2 separate regions of the Homo sapiens genome follow, and region 2 is linked to region 1. Evidence: read pairs that join two places in POLR2A ChIA-PET (ENCODE). Cell type or tissue: B cell. All regions are shown on one strand. Each heading gives the region's core, and the rest is flanking DNA. Links, peaks and the distances in the headings are about the cores only.

What was found. ChIA-PET counts read pairs that join two places held together with the same protein. Peaks named below come from ENCODE experiments on the same cell type or tissue, not always from the same donor. Only the 100,000 strongest peaks of a DNase experiment are listed, where the experiment ranks them.
Region 2: POLR2A ChIA-PET joins it to region 1 with 8 read pairs; 5 of 35 experiments call an interaction of 5 or more read pairs at or near these places.

The regions. Positions count from the first base shown.
Region 1 is chr14:64,206,850-64,212,228 of GRCh38, reverse strand. SYNE2 (spectrin repeat containing nuclear envelope protein 2) reads right to left here. Exons shown (of 116, transcript NM_182914.3): 101 at 3,284-3,471; 102 at 2,651-2,801; 103 at 2,105-2,287; 104 at 131-268. Among named protein-coding and RNA genes, the nearest start is that of ESR2, 85 kb to the left of the region's middle. In B cell, for the core only: no CTCF peak of the experiment used is centred there; DNase peaks (open chromatin) are centred at 2,588 and 3,024; H3K27ac peaks cover 2,907 bases.
Region 2 is chr14:64,135,094-64,140,472 of GRCh38, reverse strand. SYNE2 (spectrin repeat containing nuclear envelope protein 2) reads right to left here. Exons shown (of 116, transcript NM_182914.3): 79 at 2,490-2,686; 80 at 400-532. Among named protein-coding and RNA genes, the nearest start is that of MIR548H1, 43 kb to the right of the region's middle. In B cell, for the core only: no CTCF peak of the experiment used is centred there; a DNase peak (open chromatin) is centred at 2,522.

The sequences.
Region 1 (5,379 bases), core at 69-5,068:
GGATGTAGCCTGGCTGCTTTAAGAATTCTGAAATTTGCTCTCAGAGTATCGTGTGAAATTTGCACTTGGCCAGCTCTCCCACGCAAAGGTGTGTTCTTTTGAGAAGAGCTAGGGAAGCAGCAGCCCTCACATTCAGTTGGCGCATCTTGTCATCGGCGTCACTCTCTGAGAAGTGCTCCACGTTGGTCAGCTGCAGGTCCATCTCTGTGAGCCACACCAGAATGCTCTCCCTGGTGCCCTCAAATTCTTCCCTCTGGTTGGTGAAATGCTGCAAAAGTGGGGAGGAAATCACATTTCTACTGACCACGGAACAAGAGTTCAGACAGACAGCAAGGCCACCTTCGGCCACAAGAAAAGGGTACCCAGAATACTCAGGGAGAAATCTGCCTCTAGGGTACCCAGAAAGCCCCAGAAGCACTATGTTGTTCAGAGGCTGGGGTCTGGTTCTGGCTTTGTGAGACCAAACAAGCCCCCTCAACTTCTCTGAGCCCCAGCTTCTACGCTGGCAAGTCGGGGAGAGAGTGGGAATGTTGATTATGGTCTCTGAGGTCCTTAAGCATTTGAAATTCTAAAATTCTCTAGTCCAAATCAGTGATTTTCCTCTGTCCTTTGAAGAGCCCCCTGAGGGGCCAGGCCAGGCCTTCTGCCTGTTTTACACATTGGCCTTCTGCAGCTTTTGCTTGACGGAAGGATTTAGTAGCTTCAAGATGGAAAAGCCTTGATATCAGGATTGAGGCCAGCCTGGTGCCCCCTTCTGCCTTCACTGATAGAATTCTGAATGTGTCTTCCCAGAGAAAGAAGACTCAGAGCAGTTGTATCATCTCCAATTAAGGATGCCTCTCAGGTTACTGCTTCACAGATAGGCAGCTGATGTTCAGATCAGTATAGCTTCAGTGCCAAACGAAGGCAGATTAGCCACAGCCAGATCGGCAGGAGATAATTAATGCAAGAGGCCGGGCATGGTGGCTCACACCCACGATCCCAGCACTTTGGGAGGCCAAGGTGGAAGATTACTTGAGGCCAGGAGTTTGAGACCAGCCTGGGCAACATAGTGAGACCCCATTTCCACAAAAATTAAAATCAGCCAGGCACAGTGATGCACGCCGGTAATCCTAGTTACTCAGGAGGCTGAGGCAGGAGGATCCCTTGAGCCTAGGAGTTTGAGGCTGCAGTGAGCTATGATCTCACCACTGCACTCCAGCCTGGGCAACAGAGTGAGACCCTGTCAAGAAAGAAGAAAGAGAGAAGAGAGAGAAAGAAAGACGGAGAGACAGGAAAGGAGAGAGAGACAGGAAGGGAGAGAGAGACAGAAAGAAATGCAAGGGAGTTGTCTAGGTTACTAGAAAAGCCAATGTCTTCCTGAGAAGGAGGGAGGGGGAGAGAGAGAGAAAAGAAAGGAAGAAAAGAAAGAAAGCCCAGATTTACATCTTTCTAGAATGGGTTCAACCATGCTCTGCCCTGAGAACAGACGCAGAAATTAAAATTGTGTCCTGTAGTCCCTGCCTGTGACAGTCCTTTCAGTTTATAACTGGATTCACACAGGTTTACACAGCACATCTTCTGAATGACAGAAATCTAAGGTGAATATTTACCTTCAAAAACCAAACCTTTGTGTGCTCTGAAATTCAGAGAATAATCACAGTCCCCAACCCCCCAGTGCAGACAGGGGCTCTTGCATTCACGTGCCTTGTCCATCCTCCTCAGTGCGAGAGCTGGGGGGGGTCCCATAAAAACAGACAGATGGGCAAAGCGGGGCTCCTTCCAGGGGCCCACGTGTTGCCTTTTCCAGACCCAGCGAAGCGGCGCCCTGGACTCTGAGCTAACATGCACACCACCACGGGTTACAGAAGTTGTAAAAAGAGCTGTGCGTTGGTAACGCAAATCTCATCAACAGGCCCTGCCTAAGAAGCCCCACATGCAAATCCCCCTTTTAAAAAACGAACGTTGGCAGCTTTGGGCTTCTTTGTGTTGGAGGACTGTTAAAACAGCTCAGGCCTGAAGTGAAACCTTCTACCTGCTGCTTTGTGCCACAAGCCTGCCATTGCGTATCGTGCGTTATGTCTCCTGGAAAATCTACACCCGAGCCAGGTGCAGAGGAGCTCACCCTGAGTCTCCGCAGGACGGCTGTGACCCGCCTCTGAAGGTTGTCCCAGCGCTGGTTGCCCTCGTGGACCATCTGCTTCAGCCTGCTGGCCGTGTCTGTGCGGTTCTCCCGGGCCAGCCGCCGGTACTGCTTGTTGATGAGCTCCAGCTGAGTGAGCCGCTCATGAATCTGCCGCTGAAAGGCCTGCATCACATGGGAGGGGTCAGAGCCAAAGCATGCAGAGTGCCAGGACGCCCTCCTTCCCTTCTACATCCCAAGCGACCTGCTGCCAGGGGTTCATCCCCAAACTGCAATGGCAGCAGAGGGCCTAATTCACCAGTCCTGATGCCAGCTACAGAACAGGCTTTCAAGTTCATTACATAGCAGCTGGAGTACATCAGCAATGTCTTGCAAAGCTGTCTCAGCAGCTGGGGGCAGGCTGTGGTTTAGGCAGCCCTTGCCAGAGGTGAGGGGAAGCTGGCTACTTAGAGGAAGTCATTTCAGCAGCCCCCAGGCTCGCTGCAGGCTTGGTTATGATCAGGAGACCGGGATGGAGAAGGTGTTTACCTCAAACCTCTTCAGTTCCTCTTTGGCACTCGTGTACAACACCTCTGAGGAATTTGGGCAGGCTGCCGTCCTCTCAGCTGACTTGAGCCAGTCCTCAAAGCGAGAATAGTCGTCTAAAAACTTCTGCCACAGGCGCCACGTCTCCTCGATTCTGATGGGAGCAAAGCAACTTAACACAAGCCATCCCCTCCAAGCCTGTGCTTTTGCACTTCTTTTATCCCCTGACACCCGCACGGTTTAGTGGGGGAGACCCTGTTACCCCTTCTGGGAAATAAGAGGGACGCCACTTCTTGTCTGTGCTCCTCCTGCCTGGGAGCGCCAAGCAGCTCAGAGCTCCTGCTTCACAGAGGTTAAAAAACCAGGAGACAGGGCTGCCTCCACTACTGCCCAGCTAGGTCAACGGAAGCACAGCGGCCAGTCCACAGCCACACCCCACACAGGACAGCTGGGGAGAGACATTACTCCGGTTACATTTTTCTTGAATAAATCCTTTGATAAGCGTTGGGCCTTCTCTGCCAATACCTGGCGCATTTCTAAGTGAAATGAACAGAATAGTTACTGTGAATGAGGTCAGAAGGGTGTATTGAGTTCGGCTGACCACGCTGAAGGCATTTGGGGGAGCTTAGTTCTTACTTCATGCGCCGCTCCATGGACATGGCACAAATGTTCCTCCAGCGTCTGTCCAGGCTCCTGGTGGTCTGCTGGATCGAGTCACACTCGGTCTCATTTGCACAGGCATCGGAGTCGTGCAGTAGGACGTCACAGATGTTAAACACGGACTCCACCCCTGCGCTGTGTTGTTCAATATCTCGCTGTAGATCCTGTGATTACAACAGAGTAAGAAACCTCTTGAGATGTTGGTGGCAGCAGGAGGGTCAGCATCAAAGGACCTCCGTTCCTCCCTCCCTTCTCCCAGCTCAGGGGATACTTCCCTGGGTGGATTTCCACCATGAACTTGGCAGTACACATGGAATCCCTCTCATCTTTGTGCTACCCTTGTGCTGTCAGCACCTGACACAAAGTTTAAACACTGGAAACATCTAGGACTTATGCGCTGAACCATGTGAGGGGTGCCACGGTGATGGGTGTCCTCTACGCACTGACAGGTGGCGCCATTACTGTTGAGAGCCCATCGCCCCACAGACTTCGGGTATGCATGGGATCTACTCCATACCACCCAACCCCAAAGGGCTCCAGTTTAGACTTGGTTTCAGGGAGGTCTTTAGAAACTGAGTCTCTTCAGCAGGAACTCTCAATCTTTTATCAGCTACCGAACTCTTCAAACACACACCAAATTGTGCATGCAGCAGTGTGGATGCCCACAGCTTCCCCGTGAGCCCATTCAAGGGCTTCATGAGCCCAAGGGAGAAATTCTGGCAGACAGACCTTGCCTCCCCAACTGATAAAGTCCAGCCAAAGCTGTGGTGGCTTGGAGAGAGGTGGGGTCTCTGGAGTCTTGTCCTTTGATGATGATAGTGATGCAGTTCCCCAATTTGGGAAAAATAACATTTATGAAGAGAAAATGCATGGTCATAGGAAAAAACTGGAAAACCTCTTCACGAATAAACATGGCATTTTTAGTCATCATCAGATAATATTTCTGCTGTACCCCATGGGTGGGCTGCGGGGAGGGAGAGAGATAAGGAACCTGTTTTGCCATTCTGGAAGAGTTAGGCATCCCTGATGTCCAAATTGTGTGACAAGTGACATGAGACCACAGCATTAATTTTAATATCCAAATTACATTGTGAGAAAGCAAACACTAAGTTAAATTCTATTTTAATTATTTGATAATATACCAATTTCTAAAATCTACACTACTTTAACCACTATTAACTAGACTAAATCCAGTTCCCAGGACTCAACAAATTTCAGTTAATAAGAGGACTGTACTATAAATGGTAGCTGTCACCATCTACAGAAAGGCAATATAAGCTTCATTCCAGGTCACTTTCATATTTAAATAACTTGAGATTACTACTATATTACTAGATGGGACCACTATTTTCATACTCTCTTTTTTTTTTTTTTTGAGACAAGGGTTTCACTCTGTTATAGTGGTGCGATCTTGGCTCACGGAAACCTCTACCTCCGGGCTCAAGTGATCCTCCCACATCAGCCTCCCAAGCAGCTGGCCACCATACTCAGCTAATTTTTTGTATTTTTGGTAGAGATGGGGTTTTACCATGTTGTCCAGGCTGGCCTCAAACTTCTGAGCTCAAGTGATCCACCCTCCTTGGCCTCCCAAAGTGCTGGGATTACAGGGGTGAGCCACCACGCCCAGCCCCTATTCTCTTACTTTTCTTCATATAAATACACAATTCCGATCATTGAGTGTTTAGGTTGATATAAGAAAATAAAATGCTAACCCGCCAACTGAATTTTAAATCAGGCAGTTCCTAACACTGATCCCGAGTACAAATGAACACCACCAGGTTATATTCAGAAGAGATGTGTTTTCCACTTGGCCACCCTGTGTGCACTGTGAAGAATGTGCAGGGTGATTTCTTTAAAGCTCTGCAGTGTGGGTAGAATGCCTGATATGCTCGAATGGTGGGAGTCTCCCTGGAGTCAATTTGAGGACTAACTTTAAAGTTATTACATCTAAATAAAATTCCAGTTTTAAGAACTCTTACCGGTTCACAGAACTGTCATGGGCCCTTCTAAAATTAGAAGATACATATCCCATGTAAATACTAAAATAATAAATTAGGAACCCTAATACTGGT
Region 2 (5,379 bases), core at 145-5,144, 72 kb after region 1:
GGAGCTGGGATTACAGGCATGCACCACCATGCTCGGCTAATTCTGTATTTTTAGTAGAGACAGGGTTTCTCCATGTTTGTCAGGCTGGTATCGAAATCCCGATCTCAGCTGATCCACTGCCTCAGCCTCCCAAAGTGCTGGGATTACAGGCGTGAGCCACTGCACCTGGCGCAAGTTTTAAATTCAGATATATTTTATGGGGTCAATTAAAAACATATTTTATTATAAACGAATGAACAGTATAAACAGTTCTAGGTTTGAAGAACACAGCTGCCATTCGCCCAAGTCTTACCCCTTATCCACAAATAAATACGAAGACTATCACATCAACCCTGATGCTTTTTCCTTGATATTTATTTCTGACCAGTAATTAACTGAACATATGCTATTACAACTTACAAAAAAATTGTTGATGTTGCTTCTGATTGTATCCAAGTCCTGAGACACATTGAGGGACTGTTCTTTCCAGTAATTCAGAGTATGCTGGGAAGATTCCAACCACTTGGTTAACTGATCCGAATCTCTGTTATAACTAACAGGAGCAAAGTGAGAGAGAAGGCAGATTAGAAACATATTCTGATAATGATATGCATCACCAGCAAATTTTCTTATTTTATTGTATGTCCTCCTATGTTGATCAGTCCTAACATTCAGAATATCATGACGTTAATAAGGATTATATCATGTTTTATACCATGATGCTCCTGGCATTTTCTAGGACTCTCTTCATTACAGCTCAGCAAGAACAGTGAGGATTTTAGGCCAGATGTGGTGGCTCATGCCTGTAATCCCAGCACTTTGGGAGGCCGAAAAAGGTGGATTGCCTGAGGTCAGGAGTTCGAGACCAGCCTGAAAAACATGGTAAAACCCTGTCTCTACTAAAAAATACAGAAAATACCCAGGCATGGTGGCAGGCGCCTGTAGTCCCAGCTACTCAGGAGGCTGAGGCAGGAGAATCGCCTGAACCCAAGAGGTGGAGGTTGCAGTGAGCCGAGATTGCGCCACTGTACTCCAGCCTGGGCGACAGAGCAAGACTCTGTCTCAAATAAAAAAAAAAATAATAATAATAATGAGGAAGTCTAAAGCATTCTTTATTTCTTATTACAGCTACACAAAAGTATACCCAATGAAGGAACAGAGATTTTTATCCATCAAATGTCTTCTATAAATTTGTTTATATTAAAAATATAGGTCAGGCACAGTGGCTCACTTCTGTAATCCCAGCACTTTGGGGTAACAAGGTGGGAGGATGGCTTGAGCCCAGGAATTTGAGACCAGCCTGGGCAACATGGAAAAACCCCATTTCTACAAAAAATACAAAAATTAGCAGGGCGTGGTGGCATGTGCTGTGGTTCCAGGTACTTGGGAGGCTGAGGTGGGAAGATTACTTGAGCCCAGGAGGTCAAGGCTGCAGTGAGCCACGATCACGCCACTGCACTCCAGCCTGGGTGACACAGTGAGACCCTGTCTCAAAAAATAAATAAAATTACATACACACACACACACACACACACACACACACACACCATACATACACACACACACACACACACACACACAACCAGCATTTGTATAAGCTGTATAACAACAAACTGCTGCTGGCTGAACACCCAACGTATTTGCCCGAGGTAGTGAAAATATTCAAACAATATTCTGCCCTTCTTGTAACTTTTAAACTGCCTTAGATTAAGATGCAGGGATGAGAATGATGTTTAAATGTTCTATGTTCTCCTCCTTCCTCACACGGTTCAAGATTATACCAACTAAGCACAACAAATTCTCCAAAGAACTCAAAAGCCTATTTCAAACTATTCTGTTAGCTAAAATCATTTAATTTTTTTAATTTTAAAACTTTTGGAAAGAGCAATATCATGGTATAAAGGTAACCTATATATTATTTTATAACATAATTCCTAGCTTCTATAGAAATGTGTAAACTAGCTGGGTGCAGTGGCTTACACCTGTAATCCCAGCACTTTGGGAAGCTGAGGCAGGAGGACTGCTTGAGGCTAGGAGCTTGAGACCACCCTGGGCAACAATGTGAGACCCCATCTCTACAAAAAATTTTATAAAATTAGCCATGCACGGTGGCCTATGCCTGTAGTCACACCAACTTGGGAGGCTGAGGCAGGAGGATCGCTTGAGTCCAGGAGTTCAAGGTTGCAGTGAGCTATGATAGTGCTGCTGCACTCCATGCACTCCAGCCTGGGTGACAGTGCAAGACCTTGCCTCCTTAAAAACAAAAAAGAAAAGAAAAGAAAAGAAAAGAAAAAACGATCACAGCAAACTGATTACATGTTATACTGTGTCTAGCAAACCATCAGAGATTCTACATCGCGTTTAGCCCAGAAGAGGGACCCAACTGCTTTAGACTGCCCAAGAAAAAACAGCATAAGGTGGGTTGCAGGTAAAATTTAGTTGACTACAGAATCCCCGAGGTCTTTCTTCACAGCACAATATGAAGCCAATCCACCCCCAAAAAGGCTGACCTGAGCAGATGCTTGAGAAGAGCTTGCAGCCTGTGGAGCTCATGGTCAATTTTCTTGTTCAGGGACAACCACTGCTCTTCCAGTTTTGCGATCTGGCCCTCTAATTCAGGACAGCTCACAGACGCCACCAACTGTTTGCCTTCGTTCAGAGTTTGGTAAAGCCGGGCGTGTTTTCCACCAATGTTTCTTTTTATTTGCTAATAAAAAGTAAAGTCATAGAATGAATTATTTAGAAAATAAAGTCTGCCAAGCTATTCACAAATACTGCATTTAAAACTGACATTTGTGTCCACTGATAAAACAGTAACACTTTCCCAACATTCAAGACTATATAGTCTGACTGGATGCATGATTAATGGTTTATTGGTTACCTTTCATGATAGGTGTCCAATCTTGCATTTCTAGAGCACAGATTCAACTTTGTAGACTTACTGGCTGGATGCAGTGGCTCATACCTGTAATCCCAGCACTTTGGGAGGCTGAGGCAGGCAGATCACCTGAGGTCTGCAGTTCGAGACCAGGCTGACCAACATGGTGAAACCTCCTCTCTACTAAAAATACAAAAAATTAGCTAGGTGTGGTGGCGCATGCCTGTAATCCCAGCTACTTGGGAGGCTGAGGCGGGACTTGGTGGCGCACACCTGTAATCCCAGCTAGCCAGGAGGCTGAGGCAGGAGAATTGCTGGAACCCAGGAGGTAGAGGCTGCAGTGAGCTGAGATTGTGCCACTGCACTCCAGCCTGAGCGACAGAGCGAGACTGTGTCAAAACAAAACAAAACAAAACAAACCAACCAACCAACCCAAATCAACTTTATAGACTTATTGCATACAAACAAAAAACAAGCTGGCAGTCATTAGGCCATGCTGAGCTCACAGATAGGTTTTGTGTGACCTTAAGATCAGTTTGAAAAATCAGGAAATCTTACCTAATAATCAGGATTGCCAGTGTCTGTGGGAAAACTGGAAGACCTAGCAATTGTTGGTCTGCATCTCATGTGGCAAAGGGCGGCTGTAACTGAGCAGCAGCTGCTGGCTCTAGGAGAGCCTACTCCCTCTCCTTTTCCCTTGGCTCAGTCCCCACCACCCCTCTGATTGCAGAGCCAGTAGGGTTTCCTTATTTCTATTCTGCCCCCGAAAGCACTTCAGATGGTGACTTAGATATGAAGAGGATAAATAAAATAGTATTTCTCTATTATCCATGAGATGCGAATACTAGGCAGAAAAATTCATTTCCAGGGTCTTCTACTGAATATAAAGATTCAGTAGAGAGAAAGGAAGAAAACTTTAGAAAAATAAATTAAAACAGCGTATCATTAATCCAACTTCACGGAAAGAAAAATGAAATTCTTTGAAGAGAAGTCTGTCTAAAGGTAATTATCTAACACAGCTGGATTCAGCTAATGCCATTTATCCTGACACCTGTTTAATCTTAAAAAATAAATTATTAACAAAACAGAAGGTTTGCTATTTTCAAATTAAGTTAAGCCTTTTAAATCATTACCAAAAAATTCCACGTCCATAGCCCTTTCCACCACTCCCATTTGTAATCCCCTCCCCCCCGTGTCTGAGCATCTGTATTAAAAGAAAAAAAAATCAGTCTAATTTTCTAAGTGAAGTGCTAGATTCTTCACCTTTAAAACATCTCTGAAAAGTCTTAATTCACCCCCCAATTTTTTTTTTTTTTTTTTTTTTTTGAGATGAAGTCTCGCTCTGTCACCCAGGCTGGAGTACAGTGGCGCTATCTCAGCTCACTGCAGCCTCCGACTCCCGGGTTCCAGCGATTCTCCTGCCTAAGTCTCCCAAGTAGCTGGGATTATAGGCACGTGCCACCACACCCAGCTAATTTTTGTATTTTTAGTAGAGATGGGGTTTTACCATATTGGCTAGGCTGGTCTCAAACTCCTGACCTCAGGTTATCCACCCACCTCGGCCTCCTAAGGTGCTAGGATTACAGGCATGAGCCACCACGCCCAGCCTAATTCACCGATTGTATGCATGGGATACAGTCTGTGCACGAGTAACTAGGCTGAGCCAGCATTTGAACACAGGTTTGTTGACTTCAAAGGCCAGACAACTGACTCCTAGGTTCCATGCCCCACAGACGACGGCTGATCAAGATGACAACATCTGTCAGACTCACACAAACCTTTCCTTGATTCTGAACTGAGAATGGCCTATGAAGTCCATATGTGAGATGGGCTTTACAGGATATGTCTTCTTTAGTCTGGCAAATTTATTTAAAAGTCTTAGAACAATTTTTTTCTTTTTAATATTTCAAATGTAATAGAATCACACATTTTAACAGATATGGTCACTTTTGGAGAAAACAATCACACTCATATTAGGTTGGCTAATATTAGACTGTTGCTTAAAATAATAAGCCTTAAAATACTGTTCTCATCTGCATTCTTTCAGCTGTTTAGATGATACCTTCTGTATCCCTAGACTAACAAAGAGCTAAACAGTACTCTCATCACCCCCACTCCCACCCACCCCAGAGGACTCAGATTTACCTTAGAGTTAGGCTCAATATAATTAATAAGGCGGCAATGAGACCAACTGTAGCTTTCCAGGCATCTAGGGAGTATAAATACAGTGTCCCAGCCTCTGGAAAATGTTCCTTATAGAGGTTAAAATACCTCCATGGAAAAGAGAACCCTGGAATTATTTCCTGCTTTCATTTTCCAACTAGTTCATTCAGGCAATAAATGTGCTTTTGAGGTTTTAAAGTTGATATTTCATAACTGCCTCTAGCCGCACAACTCAGATTCTGACGGCATATATCCTAAAGTTAAAACTAGGAATTTTAAGTTCCTGGTGAGAAGACTTAAAACTTGTTTTTATCTTGTTGGTCATGTTCTCAATGTCACTTGAAAACTATTTTGAGGTT